3 separate regions of the Homo sapiens genome follow, and regions 2 and 3 are each linked to region 1. Evidence: chromatin loops called from intact Hi-C (ENCODE). Cell type or tissue: MCF 10A. All regions are shown on one strand. Region 1 holds the start of MIR193A (microRNA 193a). Region 2 has its middle 32 kb from the start of COPRS. Region 3 has its middle 99 kb from the start of MIR365B.

The links. A loop is a pair of places that touch in the nucleus more often than their neighbours do. Peaks named below come from ENCODE experiments on the same cell type or tissue, not always from the same donor. Only the 100,000 strongest peaks of a DNase experiment are listed, where the experiment ranks them.
Region 2: a loop joins it to region 1, with 5 times the contacts of the local background. A loop is called at or near these places in 3 of 110 quality-filtered maps.
Region 3: it touches region 1 in a loop (2.7-fold over the local background); 5 of 110 quality-filtered maps call a loop at or near these places.

Annotation. Positions count from the first base shown.
Region 1 is chr17:31,554,366-31,562,365 of GRCh38, reverse strand. It overlaps MIR193A (microRNA 193a), which reads right to left and starts at 2,370; the gene lies at 2,283-2,370. RefSeq lists enhancers at 2,567-3,357, 4,691-5,315 and a silencer at 3,099-3,588. In MCF 10A, a CTCF peak has its summit at 3,505 (motif pointing left); a DNase peak (open chromatin) is centred at 3,445.
Region 2 is chr17:31,822,873-31,830,872 of GRCh38, reverse strand. No RefSeq gene overlaps it. Among named protein-coding and RNA genes, the nearest start is that of COPRS, 32 kb to the left of the region's middle. In MCF 10A, no CTCF peak of the experiment used is centred here; DNase peaks (open chromatin) are centred at 4,372 and 4,692.
Region 3 is chr17:31,670,394-31,678,393 of GRCh38, reverse strand. No RefSeq gene overlaps it. Among named protein-coding and RNA genes, the nearest start is that of MIR365B, 99 kb to the right of the region's middle. RefSeq lists an enhancer at 1-342 and a silencer at 6,763-6,947. In MCF 10A, no CTCF peak of the experiment used is centred here; DNase peaks (open chromatin) are centred at 3,243 and 3,883.

The DNA.
Region 1 (8,000 bases):
TGATCTTCAATCTTTCATAGGTTGGGATTTTTCTTTTTCAAAAAAAAAAAAAAAAAGCCAAAAAGGCAAGGTTAATTATTCACCAGTCTGCAATTTACCTAAGAGTTGAGGGAATGCAAGTTTCTTCCCAGTAGGCAGGACAGGGAGTCCAGCTGGATTTTTAGGAGTCTTCCGTCAGTCTCCCTGCAGGTCTCGCTAAAACCCTCCCCCTCCTACCAGCTTTCTACCTTGCATTTAGCTGCTTCCTGAAGAAGGCTCCAGGGTAAATCAGTCTATGTTCAAGCTACTTCCCCTTGAAACCTTGAGGTACCCATCTTTGAAAGAGGGACTGGGGGTGGGGGTAGGAGCCAGGAAGGAGGCCTCTGCTCCAGGAAACTATGAATTCAAGAGAGAGCAAAATCAAAAAGCTCTCCACTACAACACAATTCCTCAATACAACGGCTTACACGGAAGCATAAATCAGTTGCAGGAGGCCAGGCTAGCCCAGCCTACTGCATAGCTGATTCAATCACATTTTGCAAAGGAAAAAAACCCAAGAAGGAAAAACCTAATCACTCACTTCCCCCAAAGAAACGAAGCACCAAGTCATTTCCTAAAAATCTCTAAAGCCCTGGCCAGACCCAGAAAGAATGGGGCACAGCCTGAGGGAAACTGCCGGGGGCACCACAGTGCTCCTCAGGCCTCATTCCCAGCCCTGTGAGTCCACCTTCCCCAGCCGGTCCCCTCCAGGGTGGGTGCAGGGCAGCCAGCCAGGCCTGCTTTTCGGCATCTCATTGCTCCAGCCCACTTCTGGGATGTTTTATGACCACGCAATATTCTGGAGATTTCCACTTCATTTACTTTTAGACACTGATCCCCAGGGCTGGGAGAGGCATTGGTTCAAAGGGAGAACTTTGTTTTCCCAAGCTGATTCAGCGCTCCAAAGAGCATTTTTCTTAATTAGGGGCGAGGTCTCCAGTTGAAGCTCCCATCAGTTCCACTCCTAGACAATTTTGTCTCCAAACTAAGAATTTGTCAAGATGTTCAGAAATCTACCCCATGGCCAAACTCTTTTCTCCCATAATTCTGACATCTGCATGTTCCACTGGGTAAGCCTCCAGGACAAAGCTAACATGGACAAAAGTCAGGCCAACTGCAGGACGGGGTATGTCCCTTCCTGGCCTCCCAGGCCCAAACCTGCCTCCCTGACCCCAAAACACACCTGACTGCCTACCACACACCTGACTCCCCTGTGTTGGCTCCCACATGCCCCCAAAACAGGGACAACAGTATGGGCAGGACGCCTGCAAAGGACTACTCTACACGTGGCCTGCAGAGGCAGGGAGCCTGTGGGAAAATGCCTCTTGAATGGGTTTTTACACGACCTGGCAAGGGGTGGGCCAACCTGGCCGTGATGGTTCCTCCCTCTCACCCTCCCTCCTCCCAGCTCCTAAAAACCTCTCCTGTTTTCCAAAGCCAAGTAAGACAGGGACCAGACGTTCCCTATTTTGTCAACCAGTTCTTCACACAGTTCAAGTCACCTCACTGCATGTCCCCAGATGTTTTTCCACGGCCAAGAGCCAAAAACACAACACAAACAAAGGACAAATAACCAAAGTTCCAACACCAGGCAAACCCGAGGTTTCAGGGGTTGGTGGGTTTTTGTTTTCGGGGAGTAGAAGCAAACGCACTAGAGGAATAGATAAGAGACTTTAAAGGAGAGTTTAAGGAATTCCAGCAAAAAACTTGAAGAGGACTAGAGTGGGTCCACATTATGTTGCATCGGTCAGGGAACAAAAGACCGGCCATTGGGAACACATCCACAAAGATCCATCTTTAATGAAATGGTGTTTGGGAGAGGAACAGGGGCTTCCTGCGCCACCGGGCCAAACCTCCGCTTCCCACCTCCCCAGGGGCAATTCTAGAAGTCAGGCCCCGTTCTCCCCACCCCCAAGCTCAAGGTTGCCGCCCTGGAAAGCACAGCAGGGCAGGCCTCGGTAAGTGGCAGGGCTTGGCCCATGGGTAAGCCGGGTCCCGTCTGTCCACTCAACCCAGGTCGCCGGGGCGCGGTCCACGTCTGCCCAAAGGGTACGGACCCCAAGCAGTGACCGACTCACACTTCCGAGAGCGTCGCTATTTCTCCAGCGAAGTGCGGGGATTTCCCGAATCACCGCACGCAGCCGGGGCGAGCGCACCTCACCACTCCTTCTCCAGCGTGGACCTGAGAGGCAGCCTGGCCGGAGCGCACGCCAGCCCGGGAGGAAGCCGGCCTGGGGCGAGGACCGGGGAGAAGACGCTGGTCCCGGGGGCCGAGAACTGGGACTTTGTAGGCCAGTTGATCCGACACCCTCATCTCGCCCGCAAAGACCCAGCCCTCAGCTCCCATCCTCGGAGTTCGGGGTGCGTCCCCGACGGGCTTCCCGGGGCTGGGTCCGGTCGCCGGCTCTGTGCACCGCGCTCCGCTCCGCCGAAGCTCTGGGTGTCCCTCAGGCGGCGTTCCCCGGGAAAGTCCACCGCCCCGCCCGACCTCGGGTCGCGGGCTCCAAACCCAGCCCTCCAAGGGTTACACGACGCTCGGCGGCCTCCACGCCACCCCCGGGCCGCCTCGGCTCAGGCCGAGGGACAGCGCTGGGGGAGGGGGAGGTGCGGGGACCAAAGCCTCCCCACCGCAGCCCCACTCCCGAGTGGGGCGCAAGAGTTATGCGCCGAGAAACTTCGCCACGCTCCCACGCCGCGCCTGCGAGGCCCAGCTCCGCTCTGCCTCGGTTACCTGCGCTCAGCTCGGCGGGCGAGGGGCGCGGGGCGCGGGGCAGGAGCCGTGGCCGACCTCTCGCAGCAGGCCGCACCCTCCCGCAAGGCCGAGCCCGCACCGCTGCCTGGGCACGGGGGCCATAGCCGCTAGCCGGGGCCCGCGCCCCGACGTTCCGGGAGCCCCTCGAACTCCTGGCCGGGGGCCGTGGCCTCGCTCGACCTGCCCGGGACCTGGGGGCCGCCGCCGCCCCCTCCGCTAGGAGAGCGAGCCCGACGAAGCCGGGAGAGGAGCGGGGCGGCGAGACCCCTCGAAAGTTGGGGGGGTCGGCTTGCTCGCCGCGGCCCGACCTGGCTCCACGTGCTGGTGACACATCAGGAAGGCTGCGCGCCCCGCGGCTCCCGGCGGGCGGACGCGGCCAGCGCCCGCCCGCACCGCCTCCCGGAGCCGAGCGGACGGCGCCCCGCCCCGGCCCGCCCTTCGCCCGCCCCTAGGCGGCACCGCCCCCGGCCGCGACGCCCGCTCCAGCCTGCGGCACCGGCGGGAGAGACCCTGACGGCGGTGGGGGGTGGCCCGGGTTCCCAGGTCCCGGGTGGCCCGCACTGCCCCGGGGATGGGGTCCCGACGCGGGCGGCCCTACTCGACAGTCTGGAGTGCCTTCCTCCCAGTCACGCAGTCCTTCCCGCCCCGGAGCCCAGTAATTTTCCCTTTTCCTCCTTTGACCCGTCCGAGCAGCTGCCAGCGCTTCCTCCCGCGGAGACCGGCGCGGGGAGCCCCCTGCCGGCCGCTCCGCTCCCGGGCCGCGCCCCCGCCCGGTGGAGCGCGCCTGCCGCCGGCCTCAACTTCCCCATCTAGAACCTGGAGCCGCCGGGCACTTCTGGCAGGGCTTTGGTGGCAAAGATTATAAATTAAAGTGCCAAGCATAGTACCGGGCAGCATACTTTCTTGAGATGTTAAAATTTCGTGCTTTCAACTCCCAGTTCCAGCGGCCTGCAGACAACCTCTCTTCCTGGCTGTGCTGTTTGAAAAGCTGAGTTCCTTTAGGGAGACTGTGGAAAAGGAGTGGGACAGAAAAGCTTTGAGGCTGAGTAAGAGCTGTCCCAAGATTAGCGAGGGGTGGGAGGTCAGTGGAATCCCCTTGGTGGAGACCTGCTGCCCCACTGTCTCTCCGGAGACGCCAGGATGTGGGAGAGTAACTGCGTGTCTCCTCTGGGACCTGAACCAGGCCTCTACCAAGATCCCCAGCCTCAAGATGGCCAGGATTCCAGGCACCGTGGGTGATGGGGAAGCCCAAATAACCACTGAGGTTGAGTTTCCCAACCTCTTCAGGTCGAGATTTGGAGCCATTTAAAGAAAATAACGTGACATATCTGTTTGTGTCCCGACATAGATATTAGCTATGTTCCTGCCTTCTCTTTCCTGGCCTCACCAACCCAGATCATGCCTTTAAATCTCACTATGAGGCTGGGCACGGTGGCGCACACCTGTAATCCCAGCACTTTGGGAGGCCAAGGCAGGATTGCTTGAGCCCAGGAGTTTGAGACCAGCCTGGGAACATAGTGAGACTCTGTCTTTACAAAAAGTTAAAAAAAAAAAAAAAATTAGCTGGGCGTGGTGGCACACACCTGAGGTGGGAGGATCGCTGAAGCCCAGGAGTTAGAGGCTACAGTGAATTATGATCGCACCACGGCACTCCAGCCTGCGTGACAGAGGGAGACCCTGTCTCTAAACTTCACTTTGGTAAGGGTTGAGTGGTATATCTGGTTTATCTGATCCCCACATCGGGATCCCTGGGTAGGACATGTCCAGGAGCTGGTGCTCCCAGGAGTGCGTAGCTGGGGGAGGGATGGCGGCCAAGCGCTGGCAGAGATGCCCAGTGCTGGGGCATGGACAGCGCTGGCCCCAGGCCTCTGTAATCGCCATTTTGTGGGAGCGCAGGATTAGAAGGGAAGAAAGAAGATGCCCTGACGTTGCTGGAGATGCAGCCGGGGCTGGAGGGGGTCTGGAGTTAGTGTTCTGCTTTCTCTTCCCCTTTTATTGCTCGCTCCAAATCTGACAAACCCTTAGGATCTCTGAGACTCAGGAGCCGGGAGGAGCCGGTGTCCTGGGGGGATGAAAGGGCAGGGTTGTAATGGGTTTACCCCGGTGCTGATCCCAGAGAAGCTCGAAGAAGATTAAGATTTGCTCCCTGGGCCTGAAATCTCCCTGCTACCCCCTGACCACATCAAAGGACACGGCCGTGGGGGGTGCCTAATCCCATCAATGGAATCAAAGCTGGACAAGAAAGGAAATTCTTCGATCTTGGGGCAGCAGCAGGATGCAGCTCACTACAGAAAGGCAGATCGAGGTCCTGGCCTTTTCCACTGGCGGGAACATCCCAAGAAAGATCCAGTCCACAGGCAGATAGGGCCTGCCCTTTTCTTCCTGAGGTGGCCACTGCGGGAAGGTCAACCACAAGAACTTGGGATACCCAGCAGCAGGACTGGGCCTGCCTCCAGGGGCAGAGAAGGACCCCGGGGGCAGGGGGTGGGGGCTCACCCAACATCCCAACATCATACAGCTTTTCTGGCTCCCAGCTTGACTTCTGGAAGGGGCTTTTGCATGTGACACTCCTTGCCACCAGCGTTTCCCAAAAGGTGGTGCTCATATGAGAGATGGTTTTAGATGGAAAAAAATGTAATATGTAGTATTAAATATAAATTTTCTGAATATTGCTGTTACAATGAGGCAAAAATGGTTAAAGTGAGCCAACTCAAAGACAAGAATTTAGTAAATAATGTTATAGGTAGTATTCTGATATGACAACAATAATGGCAGTGGTATGCAAATGCAAATTACTAAAGTTAGAAAAATAGACCAGGCGCAGTGGCTCAGGCTTGTAAGCCACAAGCACTTTGGGAGGCCAAGGCAGGCAGATTGCTTGAGCTCAGGAGTTCAAGACCAGTCTAGGCAACCTGACGAAACCATGTCTCTACAAAAACAAAAACAAACAAAAAAAATTAGCTAAGCGTGGTGCCGCGCACCTGTAGTCTCAGCTACTCGGGAGGCTGAGGTGGGAGGATCACTTGAGCTCAGGAGGTTGAGGCTGCAGTGAGCTGTGATCATACCACTGCACCCTAGCTTGAGCAACAGAGTGAGACCCTGTCTCAAAAATTAAAAAAAAAAAAAAAGAAAAGAAAGAAAAACACTCCTTTCAATCATCTTTAGAGAAATGTTGCCTTAGAACAGTAGCTTTCAAACTCAGTCATGCCCCATGATAGGAAATACCTGTGTGTGTACGTATGTATATATGTGTATGTATCTATGTACATGTGTAAAACAAATGTTTTATGAAACAATTCTTATGCACTCAAATATATATTCTGTGTTACCGTTTCATTTTTAGAATGCTGTTTACAAGCTGTTAAATTGGTTTCACTTAACAGGGTTACCTCCTGCTGTTTGAGAACTTCAAGAACATACCATGATGATGATGATATTAACATCTCTCTGTTATTTTTATTTATTTATTTATTTATTTATTTGAGACAGAGCCTCACTGTGTTGCCCAGACTGGAGTGCATTGGCGTAATCTCGGCTCACTGCAACCTCCGCCTCCCAGGTTCCTGCCTCAGGCTCCCTAGTAGCTGGGATTACAGGCGCCCGCCACCATGCCCAGCTAATTTTTGTATTTTTGGTAGAGACGGGGTTTCACCATGTTAGTGAAACCTGACCTCGGGTGATCCTCCTGCCTCAGCCTCCCTAAGTGCTGGAATTACAGGTGTAAGCCACTGCACCCGGCCCAGAAAGAGTTCTGAGAGAAGACATACGCATCCTGGGGACCAGAGGGAGAAAAGGGCTGGTGATAACCTGAAGTACTTTGTAGGTGACTATGGAATTTGTGAGGGTGATTTTCTCAGCATATTCTGCTTAGATGGCAATGCACCTGGGTTTTGTTTCTCTCGGCCCAAATGATCTGGACCAAGGGAGAGCCCCAGAATCAGGGGAAAGGCAAGCAGGAAGGGAAATCTTTACTGCAGAAAAACTACTCTGGCATTACCAGACTTGTCACTGCTTATGGCCTGTTTCGATTCCTCACCTTCTCTGCAACCTTCTGAGAGTTATTTCCTGCCTCTGAAGTTCAGTTTCCTCATCAGCAAAATTGGGACGTGATTTTTTTCTCTGTGATTTCTCCCAACTTGATTGTTCCATTACTGGAGGATGAGAAGTTGAGTTTTCTTTTTCTGACCTTCATTCATTCAGCCAACAAATGAAGAGCCTCATTTTATATACCAGGGGAAGAGAAGACAGGACGCTTGCCCTCAAGCAGCAGCAGAGGGGTAAATTCCCCAGAAAGGAATCCATTGTCTCCAGGTGTTGTCATATTTCAGCAATGCCATGGCTGTGCTTTCAGCTGAATTCAGTTTTCCTGGATGATGGGGTCTGGGGAGGAGGCAGGTGACCTGAGGCTCCCTACCCAGGCTGGCCTTCTGCACGTGATGCTGAGGATGACTCCTGGGAAGTGAGGTCACACAGTGATCCCTACTGGCCCCAGGTCCCAGCCCTCTTACTCAGTGTTCTTTGAAATGCTTTCAGTAGCCAAAGCCCATGTCTGGAAAATATTAGAGCCCTTGATCCAGAAGTTAAGCCTTTGGCCTATGAGCTTTATCTTTGCCCTCACTCTCTGTGACTGAATTGATTCTTGTCTTTAAGTTCCCACTCTGTGTGTGATGGTCACTGTGCCATGTTACCCCTTCAAGAAAGGGTTTGTCCCAGCTGCTTGGAGTGCTGTCAACAGACTGTCTTCTGCCATTAGAGCCGCCTAGTCTAAGCTCTCTGGACAGCCCACATCCAGTGAGTGGTGGGGGAGGGGGGCTCTCCCTCATTTCACACCTGCTTCCCACCCTTTCCCAGGTGGAATAAGCATTCTGCACATTAAGCTCTGTCTAGGGGTCTGCCTTCTGGGGATTCCAACCTTTGACAGTGTATATCTGTGTCCCTCTCTTGCCCCTAAAGCCTTAATATTGTAATCAAGTATAGTGATTTTGGTCACCATCTGCTGTTCCTATCGATCAGGCATGAGTGTTTGACAAGTGAGGTGCCAGTTTGGCCTACAGGCTGGCAAAGAGATAGACCATCTCCTGGGTGCATGTCAAGTTAATAATGAAGATGACTTTTCCTAGAAGATTTGAGCTCATGCTGTAGACAAGCATAATATCTATGATAAAAGTAGAGCTTTCTGGGTGACCTAGAACAATCACTTTCCTTCTCTTTGCCTGTTTCTGCAGTGTGA
Region 2 (8,000 bases), 270 kb before region 1:
GCCCCGGGTCCCCATCCCAGCTCAGTCTCAACAGCTGTGATCTTAGACAAGTCACGTGGACCCCTGGGCCTCAGTTTCTTACCTGGTGAAGGAGGGCTGGGAGATAGGGTGACCTCATGGGTTCGGTGATTGTAAGTTAGGGTTAGTGTTTCTCTGTTTTAATGGAGCTCGTGACTGTGCGAGGCAAAATCTCCCAGTTCAGGTGGCCATTTTGTATTTTCTCAGTGACCTACCAGGCCCTGGTTCAGGAGAAGAGATGGCAGATATAGAATATCAAAGGTAACAAATAGAAAATAAAGAACAACTAATTAATTCCTCCAAGATCTTGAGAGAAGCAGAGAAGAGCTGACATCATGCATGAGACAAAGGCCACTGTTCATGGGTGGGTGGGGACAAGAGTATGGGCATGGTAAGTCTGTGGGTGAGGGTCTGTCACTGGGCAGGGAGCCTTGTAACCCAGGCCCCTGGAACTCAGGCTCAGGGCCTGGCCAAAGAGTTTCACCCAACATCCCCCCACCCCCCTGCTCCTCCCCTTAGTTTTGTTTTATTTTGTTTTCTCTTTCTTTTTTTTTTGAGCGGAGTTTCACTCGTCGCCCAGGCTGGAGTACAGTGGTGCGATTTCGGCTCACTGCAACCTCCACCTCCTGGATTCAAGCAATTCTCCTGCCCCAGCCACCCAAGTAGCTGGGATTACAAGCATGAGCCACCACGCCTTCCTAATTTTTGTATTTTTAGTAGTGACGGAGTTTCACCACATTGGCAAGGCTGGTCTCGAACTCCTGACCTCAGGTGATCCATCCACCTCAGCTTCCCAAAGTGCTGGGATTACAGGCATGAGCCACCGTGCCTGGCCCTCCCCTTAGTTCTTTAGTCTTTAGTCTCTTTTAGCTTTCATTTGAAATATATGTATATATAAAATAATAATATATAAATACAATGTATTCATTAAAATTATATCCATATATCCATATATAATTTTATATATTATATACATATATAATTTTAATGAATATGAATTTTAATAAATGTGAATATTTAATGAATGAATTATAAAATTATTAAGCATATATAATTTAAATGATTTTTTCTGAAAATCTAAAGTAAAATATATTTATTAAAATTATATATATTAGGCTGGGCATGGTAACTCATGCCTGTAATCCCAGCACTTTGGGAGGCTGAGGCAGGCGGATGACTTGAGGTCAGGCGTTTGAGGTCAGCCTGGCCGACATGGTGAAACCTCGTCTCTACTAAAAATACAAAAATTAGAGGGGCATGGTGGCGTGCACCTGTAATCTCAGCTACTCAGGAGGCTGAGGTGGGAGGATCTCTTGAGCCTAGGAGGCAGAGGTTGCAGTGAGCTGAGATCACACCACTGCACTCCAGCCTGAGCAACAGAGTGAGACATTGTCTCAAAAAAAATGATATATATTCATATATAATTTTAATGAATAGATTTTTAGATTTTCAGAAAAATTGAGAAGATAGCTCCACAACGATGTGAATGTACGTAATGCCCGGAACTGTACACTTGAAAGTGGTTAAAACGGAAAATTTTATGTTACATATGTTTTACCATTGTTTTCAAAAATCAGACAAAAAGCTAGGCACAGTGGCTCATGTCTATAATCCTAGCACTTCAGGAGGCTGAGGCAGGAGGATTGCTTGAGCCCAGGAGTTTGAGACCAGCCAGGGCAACATAGTGAGACCCCATCTCTACAAAAAATAAAAACATTAGCTGGGCGTGGTGGCATGTACCTGTAGTCACAGTTACTTGGGAGGCTGACATGGGAGGTTTGCTTGAGCCTGAGACTGCAGTGAACCGTGATTGTGCCACTGGACTCCAGCCTGGGCAACAGACCAAGACCCTGTCTCAAAAAAAAGAAAAAAATTCAGACAAAACAATGAAGAAAAGTCTGAGAAACCACCACACAGAGTTCCCATATACCCTACACCAATTTCCCCTATTATTAATATCTTACATTAGTATAATACATTTGTTATAATTAATGCACCAAGAATGATACATTATGATTAACTGAAGTCCATGGTTTATTTAGATTTCCTTACATTTTACCTGGTCTCTTTTCACTTTCAGGATCCTGTCCAGGATACCTCATTACAATTTGTTGTATCCCTTTAGCCTCCTGTGGTGGCTTCTCAGACTTTTTTTAATTGGTTATTTTGTTTTGTTTGATTTTTAAAATTTAGGCCGGGTGTGGTGGCTTATACCTGAAATCCCAGCACTTTGGGAGGCCGAGGCGGGTGGATCACTTTAGGTCAGGAGTTCGAGACCAGCCTGGCCAACAGGGCGAAACCCTGTCTCTAATAAAAATACAAAAATTAGTCATGCGTGGTGGCACGTGCCTGTAATCCCAGCTACTTGGGAGGCTGAGACATGAGAATCACTTGAACATGGGAGGTGGAGGTTGCAGTGAACTGAGATGGTGCCACTGCACTCCAGCCAGGGTGACAGAGCAAGACCCTCTCTCAAAAAAAAAAAAAAAAAAAATCGGGTAAAACATGTATAACATAAAATTTACCATTTTAACAATTTTTAAGTGTAGAGTTCAGTGGCACATTCATGTTGTGTAGAGCCATCACCACATCCATCTCCAGAACTTTTTCATCATCTCAAATTGAAACTTGGTACCCATCAAACACTCCTGTTTCCTCCTGCCCCTCCCATGGTAAGCATGCCTCTTTCTGCTGTCTTTGACTATTTTAGGTATCCTATATAAGTGGAATCATTGCAGATTTGTTCTCTTTTTCTTCTTTTGTTTGTTGAAATTGATAGTTTTGAGGAGTGCTGGTCAGATATTTTGTAAGATTTCCCACTATTGGAATTTGTCTGTTTTTCTCACGACAAGACCGATGCTTGATGTCTATTTTTTACTGTCTGCCAAGTAAGATGCTAAGTGCTAGGAATTCATAAACAAAGCCTAGGTTCTTAGCTTGTGCTCATTTTGCAGATGAGGACTTGACTCTCAGAGAGTTTTAGTTACTTGCCCAGGGTCATATAGCCAATAAATGGCAAAGATGGGATTTGAACTTATCCTTCTGATTTAGACTTGCACCTTCTCCTCCACACTCCTTTTATGCAGGCCAACCAGAGCTGGTGTCCCTACCCTCCTCTTGGACCATTCACAGTCAGTTGGGTGGGTCGGAGCCAGGCAGGTGCTGGGTGCTGGGCCACCTCCATGGAGCAGGCAGTAGCTCTCCACCGAGATTTTTCTTAAATATTTATTTATTTATTTATCAGAGAGGGTCTCCCTCTGTCACCCAGGCTAGAGTGCAGTGGCATGATCATGGCTCAGTGCAGCCTCAACTTCCCTGGCTCAAGTGATCCTCCTGAGTCTCTGGGACTACAAGCGCATGCCACCACATCCAGCTAATTTTTGTATTTTTCATAGAGATGGTGTTTCGCCATGTTGCCCAGGCTGGTCTTGAACTCTTGGGCCGAAGCAATCTTCCCACCTAGGTCTCCCAAAGTGCTGGGATTATAGGTGTGAGCCACTGTGCCTGGTCTTTAAAAACTTTTCTTAATTTTAAACAATTTGAAACATTTTATACATACATGAGTGTATATAACGCATGGGGTCAGTTTGAAGGATAATAATGAAAATAAATGCCCATGTTCCCAGCACCTAACCGAACAATTCCATGTTTTCAATACTTTCTAAACCTCCCTGGGTGCTCCCTTCCCCTTAAGTCCCACCTTTTCCCCTTGTCCCTGGCAGGTCATCACCATCCTGAATTTTGTGTCTGTCATTCTCTTTTCTCTGTGGTTTTACCACATAGGCATATGCCCCATACGTCAATATGTTGTTTAGTCTGGAGAGATTGTTGGGCTTCTATTGAGTGAGGTCACAATGCACATTATGTTATGATTTGCCTCTTTCAGTCAACATTGTGTTTATGGGATTCATTCATTCAGTTTAGCTTATTCATTTTCACCACTATACAGTATTTCATTGTATGAATATGGTCTGTATTTTTTAATCCATTCTCATGGCCGTGGGGGTTTGGGCTGTTTGCAGTTTTTGCCTTTATAAGCAGTGCTGCTAAGAACATTCTGCGGCCCATGGGTGGGAGAGTTTCTCCAGCTGTCTTATGAAGAGTGGATTTACTGGATCATAGAGTATGTGTTCCAGGTGATACCAAACTGTTTTCCAAAGGCTTGGGTCCGTCTCCACTCCCACCAGTCATGTATGAGGGTCCTCACCCCTCCATATCCTCAGAGCCGTCTTTGGTGCTGGTCTGTCTTTCACCTCAGCTATGTCGACATCTCAGAGGCCATTGGCCGTACTCAGCGCTCAGGCCTTACTTGGCCTCTGGCCTGAGTATCTCTAGCTTAGTCACTTGGACTTCCGGCTTCCCTGAGCGTTTAAGCCCGTGCTTGTGTTGTTGGCTCCAGCCCTGGGTCCGGGCACAGAGCTCCAGCCTTGGCTCCAGATTCTGGGTCCTGGTAGGGCTCTGTGTCTCCAGAGTGGTCAAGGAAGTTAGACCCAAGCAAGGTGGCACTGGAATTTTCCATCATGCAGGAGACAGTGTCTTCCCATCCCCTTGCCTTCTTCCTGCCCTGAGAACCAGGAATCCTTAAGAGGGCTTTCATGGTTTTTTTTGAGGCCTTTTGGTTGGTGAACACCAGAACTGTCAGTACTGGCAGGAGGACGTGACATCTGTGCTGGCCCTAGGCCAGGCCACATGGACGTCTCTGCACAGAGCCAGCTCATCCGGCCCCAGGCGTCAGGTGCACGGGTGTGCACAGAGCCAGGCCCCACCCAGTTCAGGACAGCCCCAGAGCCCACTCCTTTTGCCTTCACCTTCCTATCAGATGCTCCTATTTTTTTAAAAAAATTTATTTATTTGTAAAGATGAGGGTCTCACTATGTTTCCCAGGGTGGTCTCAAACTCCTGGCCTCGAGCAATCTTCCCACTTCGGCCTTCCAAAGAGCTGGGATGATAGGCATGAGCCACTGTGGCTGGCCCAGATGCTCCTTTTTCTGATGGTGCCTGCACCAGGGATGGTTCCCTGTGTCCCAGGCTCAGAGTTTCTGGGTTTTCCTTGTCTTGGTAACCACGACAGCATAGTGGCTACCAACACAGACCAACCTGGGTTCGAATCCCAGTTCGACTTCTGACTAACTTTGGCATCTAGTACTGGTAACATGACTTCCCTTAGCTGCTGTTTCCCCATTGTAAAATGAGGATACCATCTACATCTACAGGATTATTGAATGAGAAAATGTGCACAGAGTGTTAGCACCCTTCCTGGCACACCCAGGACCCCAAGAACTGTTTTGGGTGCTTATTGTGATGTGGTGGACCTGGGTTTCAGTTCTGATGCTGTCACCTCTGAGTTGTGTCATTTAGCCTGTCTGGGCCTCAGTTTCCCATTTGCAAAATGGTAGTAAGGATTTTTACTTCATTTGGCTCATTGATCTAAAATATGTAAAGGGTACAGAGTTGCTCAATAAATATTAGTGAATGTTATTATTATATGAGATGCAAGGACTTACTTTTTTTTCTCAAAGGATATAGACAGGGGACATAGAGAAGACTCATTTCCTGTGGAACAGTCCAGACTTCACATATTCAAGTTTTTATAAACATTATTCTTTTAAAAAAGAATACATGATAAACATTTTGGAGAAGAGAAAAGGAGGGGGAAAAACTCACTCACGATCCCACCACCTGAATGTAAGCACTGTGAGCAAGCATGCTGCTGCACTTCCTTCCAGGGTTTCCACATGCATTTTATTAAGTGGTCGTAATTACAGGATATACGCAGTTTTGTATTCTTTTTCTTCTACTTAGCGGCATATCATAAATGTTACCCCATGTGGCTACATGTTATTGGCAATTGTGATTTTTTTTATGGCTGCATACCATCCTTAATTATGACCTTTATGAATAAAGCTCTCCAGCATTTCCCGTTTTTTCCTGAGGATGGATTCCAGAAGTCAAGTTACTGGGTCAGACGGTGTAAACACTTTTTATAGCTTCAGATTCGTATAGCCAAATTGCTTTCCAAAAGGGTGGTATCAATTTGCAGTGTAGTCATGCCTGTAAATGCTCATCCAGCTGCATATTTATTGGTATTGGGTATTATAAATACAGTTTTTTTTTGGGGGGGGCTGACTTATGTGCTATGTCTTGTCTTTATCAGCATCAGTTGCCAAACCAGAAAAAAGTTAAAAGGAGTTGAGAAACTACAACAAACTTCATTAGTGCAGAATCATGGTGTTGAAAAAGATCTTGAGCAGACTATTAACTTTTTCTTCCCCCTGATTTTTACCATCTGCAATTGAACTATAAAGGTGGATGGATGTTATATTTTAATTTAACATAATTTTTAAAAAGTTTATTTTTTTCTATTACAAGAGTAAAATGTGCAAGCCTGGACAATATGGCAAAACCCCTTCTCTACAAAAAATTCAAAAATTAGCTGGGTGCGGTGGTGTGTGCCTGTAGTCCTAGATACTTGGGGGCTGAGATGGGAGGACAGCTTGAGCCTGGGAGGCAGAGGTTGCAGTGAGCTGTGTTTGTGCCACTGTACTCCAGCCTGGGCGACAGAGCAAGACCCTGACTCAAAAAAAAAAAAAAAAAAGAGTAAAATGTGATTAGTAAAGACATGTTGAAACTATAGAAAAAGTTGAAAGATATGCAATCACTGATCATCCCAAGGCTAACATTTTGGCACATATCCTCATTTTCTTCCAATTTTTTTTGTTTGTTTTTTGAAACAGAGTCTCGCTTTGTTGCCCAGGCTGGAGTGCAGTGGCACAATCTCGGCTCACTGCAATCTCTGCCTCCTGGGTTCGAGTGATTCTCTTGCCTCAGCCTCCCGAGTAGCTGAGATTACAGGTGCATGCCACCACACCTGACTAATTTTTGTATTTTTAGTACAGATGGGGTTTCACCATGGTGGCCAGGCTGGTCTCGAACTCCTAGCCTCTAGTGATCCACCTGCCTTGGCCTCCCAAAGTGCTGGGGTTACAGGTGTGAGCCACCTCGCCCAGCCCCCTTCCAATGTTTTTTCTCCAAACATTTTTCTCCTTTCGTATAGCTGTGACTATACTATATAAACAATTTTCAATTTATCTTTTTCCATTTAACATAACAATACAGGTATTTATATAATTATAAGCATATATAGATATCCTTTTGACAGCCCACGTATTTTGTTATTTTTTATTTTCTTTTTGGAAAGAAAATACCTATGATTTTAAAAAATTCAAATAGTGCAGAAAGAACAATGAAAAGTCTCCTTTCCACCCTTGGCTTCAGTAATCCTCCCCACAGTCCTGTGGTCACCATTTCCTTGTGGATCCAGAGATGTTCTATGCAAATACAAACAGAAGCGAGCTTTTCTACACAAATAAAGATTGGAATACCATTCATCTTGCTTTGCACTTTGCTTTCTTGTCTTTCTCACTTAATATATTTTGGACACCATCCCATAACAGCACATACGGTTTTAACATGGACTTTCTTTTTAATAGTTAATAGTATATATTGTGTGGATGTACCATAATGTATTATCCAGTCCTTGCTTTTGTTTCTATAGACTATGTTGCAAGCAGCAGTCTTGCCCTTTAGGCACGTGTGTGAGTAGTCTCTGTAGGATAAATTCCTAGCACTGAAATTTTGCTAGGTCAGCAAATGCATTTTAAAATGTACATTTTATTTTGGAAGACACTATCAGATTGCCTTCAAACTCTACCCAATAATGTATAAAAGTGCCTGTTTCTCCATACCAGCAGAGGGTAAACAACATCTTTGATCTTTGACAAACTGAAAGGTAAAAATGGTATTCCCGTTTTGTTTTAATATAAGTTTTTCTTATAGGAAAGGCTGAATAGGCTGGGCACGGTGGCTCACGCCTGTAATCCCAGCACTTTGGGAGGCCGAGGTGGGTGGATCATGAGGTCAGGAGTTCAAGACCAGCCTGGACAACATGGCAAAACCCCGTCTCTACTAAAAATACAAAAATT
Region 3 (8,000 bases), 120 kb before region 1:
GATAGCTATGGTGGGCAAGCCAAGGGGTGGATCCGTTTGCCTCGTGGGTCCATCCTTTGACCCAGACACTGGGCAGGAATGGGTACCTGTCACCCAGCTTGCCTCCAAAAGCCATTAATAGGCTCAGAATATGTGACCCCTAAGCCAGTCAGCCCAGCTCGTCCACTGTCTCAGGGACCATGGGGTTAAGGGAATAACTGTTTTAGGAAAAAAGCAAGCTGGATTTTTTCAACTTCCTTTTCCTTGTCAATGTCCAACCACTCCTGCCTCCTTAACAATGCTCTGTCCATCTTCTGGCTGGCCTTCCTATCAATTTTCTCCTGATGGATTTGCTGCCGGAGAGGTCACCTCTGGCCTGGCTCTTATGAGCAGTGTGCCTTATGGCAAGCATGTGCTCCGGGGCTCCAGGGACAGCATGACCTTGGCCCTGCTCCTTCAGCTTCTGACTCTTGGGAGATCAATGCATGGAGAGGGAGCATCCACGCTAAGGAATGAGTCCCTCTCACGGCCACCGCTTCAGCTCAGAGCCTGGACTGCAAAGGGATCATGACAGATTTCCTCCAGGGAGAGGATGTGCATCCTAAGCTCTGTGGTCAGGGTCTGGCCTGGGAGGTTCTGATGAGAGGCCTGGACAGTTGTGGTTGGCAGAACAATGGCCTCCAAAGAAATCCACTCCCTAATCCCCAGAACCGGTGACTGTATTGCCTGACATGGTAAAATGGACTTTGCATATAAGAAAGTTAAGGCTCTTGACATGGGGAGATAGACTCGATGTAATCACAAGGGTCCTTATAAGAAGGAGCCAGGAGGTCAGAGAGAGGAGAATGAGGCAATGTGACAACAGAAGCAGAGATTCAAGTCATGCGGCCACAAGCCAAGGAATACCAGCAGCCGCTAGGAGAGTCAGGGAGCGGATTCCCCCCAGAGCCTCCAGAGGGAATCAGCCCTACAGACACCTTGATTTGAGCCCCTAAGGCTCATTTCATACTTCCAGCCTCCAGAACCATAAGAGAATAAATGTGCTTTCTAAGCCACCTAGTTTACGAAAACTTGTTACAGTTGAAATAGGAAACTCAGTGTGATTTGAACAAGGCATGATCATTATTGCTCAAGTTCTGAGAAAACGGGGGCCTCCCAGCTCAGTGAGGGGGGCGTGGTAGGGCTGAGCACCAGGTTTGGCACACACAACATGCTCTGTAAAGGGGCACTCCTGGCCTCGTTCCCAACCTGTTGCAGAGAATCAGGTAAGTTCCCTGAGAGGAAAGGTGTCTGACTTTTTATCTGTATCCTCACTACTCAAAGTTGGTCCACAGACCAGCAGCATAGACTCCACTTGGAGTCCACTGCAGAATCCCAGGCTCCAGCCCAACATAAACGAGTCAGAACCTAGATTTTCACAAATCCCCCGCTGCTTCTCGTGCATACGAATGCTTGAAAGGTGCTGATCATAAGAGCTTGCTAAATCCTGAGAACATTGTGGTGAGGCAGGCACAGCAGTTATCACCTGTAAGCAGAGAAAACAGAGGTCAAGTGACTTGCCAAGGCACACACAGCTGGTGAGTGGCAGAACCAGGACTCAAACCCCTGTATGTCTAACTTTAGAAGTGGCATCTTTGCCAACAAGAGGTGAGGTAGAATGGCCTAGAGGCATCACACCCGAGACCCCAGCTTCCTGCCCCTTTCTGCTCATACCTGGATCATGCTCATTTTCATCCTCCCACCTGTCTCTACTCACCTTTCTCTCTTCCTTCCTCCCCACTCCTCCCTCCTCCCTCCTTCCTCCCATTTTTCTTTTTCTTCTTTCTTTTTTCTTTTCTTTTTTTTTTTTTTTTTGACAGAGTCTCACTCTGTCACCCAGGCTGGAGTACAGTGGTGCCATCTCAGCTCACTGCAATCTCGCCTCCCAGGTTCAAGTGATTCTCTCTGCCTCAGCCTTCCCAGTAGCTGGGATTACAGGTGTCCACCACCATATCCGGCTAGTTAGTTTTTTTTATTTTTAGTAGAGACTGGGTTTCACCATGTTGGCCAGGCTGGTCTCAAACTCCTGACCTCAGGTGATCTGCCCACCTTGGCCTCCCAAAGTGCTGGGATTACAAGCCTGAGACACCGTACCCAGCCCCATTTTTCTTTCATTCTATTTTTTCGTTCTCTCTCTTTCCTATCCTCCCCTCCCTCCCACCTTTCCTTCCTTCCTCCCTCCTTTCCTTTTTCCCTCCCTCCCTATCTTCCTCCCTCCCTCTCTCTTTTTCTCCCTCTCTCCCTCCCTCCCTCCCTCCTGAGAGGTGAAGCCGGCTGGGCTTCTGGGTCAGGTAGGGACTCCAAGAACTTTTCTGTCTATCTATAGGATTGTAAACACACCAATCAGCACTCTGTGTCTAGCTAAAGGTTTGTAAACGCACCAATCAGCACTCTGTAAAAACTCACCAATCAGTGCTCTGTGTCTAGCTAAAGGTTTGTAAATGCACCAATCAGCACCCTGTAAAAATGCACAAATCAGTGCTCAGTGTCTAGCTAAAGGTTTGTAAACGCACCAATCAGCACTCTGTAAAAACAGACCAATCAGCACTCTGTAAAATAGACCAATCAGCGCTCTGTAAAATGGACCAATCAGCAGGATGTGGGTGAGGCCAAATAAGGGAATAAAAGCTGGCCACCCCTCTGGTCACCTTCCAAGTTGTGGAAGCTTTATTCTTTGGCTAGCTGCAATAATTCTTGTTGCTGCTCACTCTTTGGGTCCGCACTACCTTTGTGAGCTGTAACACTCACCACAAAGGTCTGTAGGATCACTTCTGAAGCCAGTGAAATCACGAACCCACCAAGAGGAACAAACAACTCCAGACGTGCCACCTTTAAGAGCTGTAACACTCACTGCGAAAGTCTGTGGCTTCACTCCTGAAGTCAGCGAGACCATGAACCCACCAGAAGGAAGAAACTCTGGACATGTTTGAACATCTGAAGGAACAAACTCCAGACACACCATTTTTAAGAAATGTAACACACACCATGAGTGTCCACAAGTTCATTCTTGAAGTCAGCGAGACCAAGAACCCACGGGAAGGAACCAATGCTGGACACACTCCCTTCTTTCCTTCCCCACTCACTGTGCACTCCTCTGAGCCAAGCCCTGGTATGGAGAAGGTCCTGCCTTCCAGGGGTGCACCTCAGTGCTCTCCACACCTGGCTGAGCATCACAAGCACTTGGACAATCTACTTATTTCTGACATCTGGCTACACTCCAGAGTCTGAGTCAGATTCTCCCAGAGCAGGGCCTGGGCTTGACTATCTTGAAATCACTCCTGAGGTGATTCTGATGCAGCAAGCAGATCTGCACATGGGAGTGGAGAATCACCAGTTTGGAGGAAGTCTTAGGTGTGCTGAGGACAAAGAAAAAGAAGCAATCAACCCTAGGGTATGAAGCAGGAAGGGTCCACTGCTAGGAAACAGGACTTCACAGAGGAGATGACCGAAATCGGTTTTGAGGGATGTATAGGAGTTTGTCAGGAAGGCAGGGTTTGGATGGGAGTAGGAAAGGTGTTTTAGGTAAAGAAAGCAATTTCTACAAAGGCGTGGAGGCAGAAAACAGTGACATATTCGGGAAGCTGTAAAAAATTTAGTGTGGCTGGAGGGTCAGGCAGAGATACAGCTGGAGAAGTGCCAGAGGCAGGTCACCAGCAATGCAACAGCCCAGTTTGTCTTTACGTTTCCTCAGAAAACCCTTTCTGCCCCTTGATCATCATTTTTAGTTTCTGTGGACCCTTTCCCTGCATTTTTTCGAATGCCACGATGCCCAGAGGGACCTGTATTCTGCTGGCATCTAAAACCAGAGGAAATGGAGCCAGGGAATGTCATCCAATCTGAGTCTGTCCAATAGCCAGAAACTTCCCGAGGGGCCTAGGCATACAGCTACTGCGATGAGTAATGCACAGAACCCGCAAGACTAGGGTTTGAATTCCAGCCCTGCCTCTAAGCTGTGGAGCCTGGAATTGGGTATGGAACCATTCTGAACCTCATTTTCTTCTCTTTTCAAAACAGGATAGACACTGGAGGCATGGCTCTCCTGTGTCGATCCGCCAGTGCCTGGCACATTGTAGGCATGAAGCAAATGCAGCCTTCTTCCCTCCTTGCCTACTGCACTACACTCACCCACATCCAGTTGCTTTCCTCTAAGCCTGCAGAGCTGCCAGTTATCTCGGGTTTTTTGTTTTGAGATAAGGTCTCACCCTGCCACCCAGGCTGAGGTGCAGTGGTGTGATCACGGCTCACTGCAGCCTTAAACTCCTAAACTCAAGTGATCCTCCTGCCTTGCCTCTCCAAAAGCTACCACTACAGGCGTGCACCACCTCACCCAGCTAATTAAAAAGAGTATTTCTCATGCCTGTAATCCCAGCACTTGGGAGGCCAAAGCGGGTGGATCATCTGAGGCCATGAGTTTGAGACCAGCCTGGCCAACGTGGCGAAACCCTGTCTCTTCCAAAAAATACAAAAATTAGCCAGACATGGCAGTGTGTGCCTGTAATCCCACCTACTCAGGAGGTTGGGGCACAAGAATCCTTGAATCCGAGAGGTGTAAGGGGCAGTGAACTGAGGTCGTGCCACTGCACTCCAGCCTGGGCGACAGAGTGAGGCCCTGTCTCGAAAAAATTTTGTTCTCTTTTTGGTAGAGATGGGTTCTCGTTTTGTTGTCCATGTTGGACTTGAACTCCTGGCCCCAAGTGACCCTCCCTTCTCAGCCTCTCAAAGTGCTGGGATTACAGGTGTGTGCCAGCGTGCCCAGCTAATAACCTGTTTTTTTCTTTTGTTTTGTTTTGTTTTTTGAGACGGAGTCTCGCTCTGTTGCCAGGATGGAGTGCAGTGGCGTGATCTCAGCTCACTGCTACCTCTGCCTCCTGGGTTCAAGTGATTCTCCTGCCTTAGCCTCCCAAAGTGCTGGGATTACAGGCATGAGCCACCCGGCCGTAACCTGATTTTTAATGACATAATGTCCGGTATTGTTATTTAGATGAAAGCCGCATGACTGTGGTCAAGCCCCTCCTCCTCTGAACCTCAGCTTGCTCATCTGTGAAACGGGAAGAGTCATGTGGCAATGCCCGGGTTTTTGCAAGATCTAGACGTGTTGTCGCTGACCAGCAGCTGTCATCCCTTATGTGACCCTGCTCCCAGGTAACAGTGTGTGTGCAGGGATGAACTCATAACCTCCCTGGCCAATTGTGCCTTTCCTTGGACACTACTGAGTTGGGCCTCACCAGGAGGAGTGGTTTCTTCTGTGGGCAAAGCTGTGAAGGCAAGAGTCTGGAAACTGAGAGAAGACATCTTCCTCCACCACATGGAGAAGATGCTCTGTGATAAGAATCGGGACCACAAACTGGGAAGCAGCTCTGAGGGGCAGAGAGATCCTCAATGCACTTGAGTTCCTGATTCCAGTTCTAGGAGAGGTGAGCCAGACCCCTGCCTTCTTGCCCTTTGCACTTGATGATTACTTTTCTGGAAACTTTCCAGAATAATTTCATCCTTTTGCCTAATTAGTTCAAATTGGTTTTTTGTCTCTGGTACTGAAGACGAATCAGGTTTGTGTTACTAACCCGATTTTCAGGTGAGGAAACTGAAGTGCAGAGAAATCAAGTAGCTTGCCCAAAGTCACTCAGGGGGTAAAATCAGAGAAGGGATTTGGACTCAGGACCACCTTAGCCCAAAGCCCCTCCCCTGCCCTCAGTCCCACTCTGTGTCTTGTAAAACACAGCAGGCTCCCTGGAGAAGCAGCTCTGTTTCTTTCTGAATCAGCAGAAGCCAGTCAGGAAAAGAGAAATCATGCCAGGATCTCAACAGGGGAAATTTAATATGAGGATTTGGTTACACCTGGCAGGAAGAGAAAAAACAGAATACTGAGGAAAACCCAGAGAAAATAACTATAGAAAGCAGCCATCACCTTTAAGGCTGGGGGGATGAAAGGGAAGAAAACAGGAAACTAGGAGCTTGGAAGGGTGGAGCTTGGGCACTAAGAGCAGTGCTGGCCAGCTCCGAGGGTTCTTCTTTCTGAGCAGGCAGAGGAGGGCTGGCACCGGGATGCTGAAGGACGCTGGAGACTGGACCAGCTGCCACTGCTGGGCTGCACTGACAGGAACAGCAAACAAACGGGAAGGGAAAAGCACCTTCTCCCCTCTCCTGCCTTCCGATCCTTCTCCGGGACTTCCTATGGAGAGATAGCACCAAATAGAAAGCCAGCTGGCAAAGGGGTCTGGGCACTGTAGTTGCAGAGGTGCAGCCCAGCCCGGCATCACTGAGCCAGTGTAGAAGGGGGACTCAGAGCTGAGGGACCCTAGGGAAATAGTGGGCACATCTTCCATCTTTTCTACTCCTGTGGGCAAAGAATTGGGTTATTCCGAATCAAGACCCAAATCTATCCTTTGTCCCTTTCTCTGATCTCTTTCCTCAACTGTAGTGCGGGACACAGAGCTGGCCCAGAGTCCAGGCTTTTGGCCCCAGGTACATCAGATACATTGCAGGAACTGAAGCCACGAGGCAGGCTTTTTTTTTTTTTTTTTTTGACAGGGTCTCCCTCTGTTGTCCAGGCTGGAGTGCAGTGGTGCAATCACTGTTCATTGCAGCCTTGACTTCAAGGGCTCAATTGATTCTCCTGCTTCAGTCTCCTGTGTTGCTGGGACTACGGGAGTACACCACCCATGCCCAGCTATTTTTTGTATTTTTTATAGCAATGGTGTTTCACCATGTTGCCCAGGCTGGTCTGGAACTCCTGGGCTCAAGCAATCTTCCTGACTTGGCCTCCCAAAGTGTTGGGATTACAGGCATGAGCTGCCACGCCTGGCTGAGGCTGGCTTTGGGAGTGCTGGAGGAACACGTTTGCCCCACCCCAGCTCCCTCCCATGAGAATTGCAATCTGCCTTGTCCAGGTCTTTATCAAAGACTCCAGGGAGCCTGGATAGCTGGCATGGAGGATTAGCTGCTCCCTGGCCAGGGGGCAAGGGCAGGATTCACTGTGGCAATAGGGACCTTCCTAACCCATCTGGAGGTCACTTTTCCAGGCACATCTGCTCAGACACAAGGTCTGACTGCAAGGCTTATTGGGAAGGTGAGTCTTCACTTTGGCCCCTCCTGCTGCCTCATCCCTATGCCCTGTCATTCATTAGGTCAGACTCCGAAGCCTGGGAATCCTCTGTGTTCAGCAGCTTTTGGGCCCCTGAAGCCATTTGAAGCTGCCCGAGTCTCTTCCCTGTCTCGACTTCTCCTTCTACCCTTTCACTTTTCTTTTCTCTTGTAGCAGAAAGAGAATGATGGGATTTGGACATTAGTCACACTTTGTTCTACCACTTCCTGACTATAAAGGATATTGGCAGTGATCAGAGGTCCCAAGATGGCTGAATAGGAACAGCTCCAGTCTACAGCTCCCAGGGTGAGCGATGCAGAAGACGGGTGATTTCTGCATTTCCAACTGAGGTACTGGGTTCATCTCACTGGGGCTTCAGACAGTGGGTGCAGGCCATGGAGCAGGGCGTGGCATCACCTCACCAGGGAAGTGCAAGGGGTCAGGGAATTCCCGTTCCTAGCCAAGGGAAGCTGTGACAGATGGCACCTGGAAAATCAGGACACTCTCACCCTAATACTGTGCTTTTTCAATGGTCTTAGCAAACGGCACACCAGGAGATTATATCCCGAGCATGGCTTGGAGGGTCCCACACCCATGGAGCCTCACTCACTGCTAGCACAGCAGTCTGAGATCCAACTGCAAGGTGGCAGCGAGGCTGGGGGAGGGGCGCCCACCATTGCTGAGGCTTGAGTAGGTAAACAAAGTGGCCAGGAAGCTTGAACTGGGTGGAGCCCACCACAGCTCAAGGAGCCTCCCTGCCTCTGTAGACTCCACCTCTGGGGGCAGGGCATAGCTGAACAAAAGGCAGCAGAAACTTCTGCAGACTTAAACATCCCTGTCTGACAGCTTTGAAGATAGTAGTGGTTCTCCCAGCACGGAGTTTGAGATCTGAGAACAGACA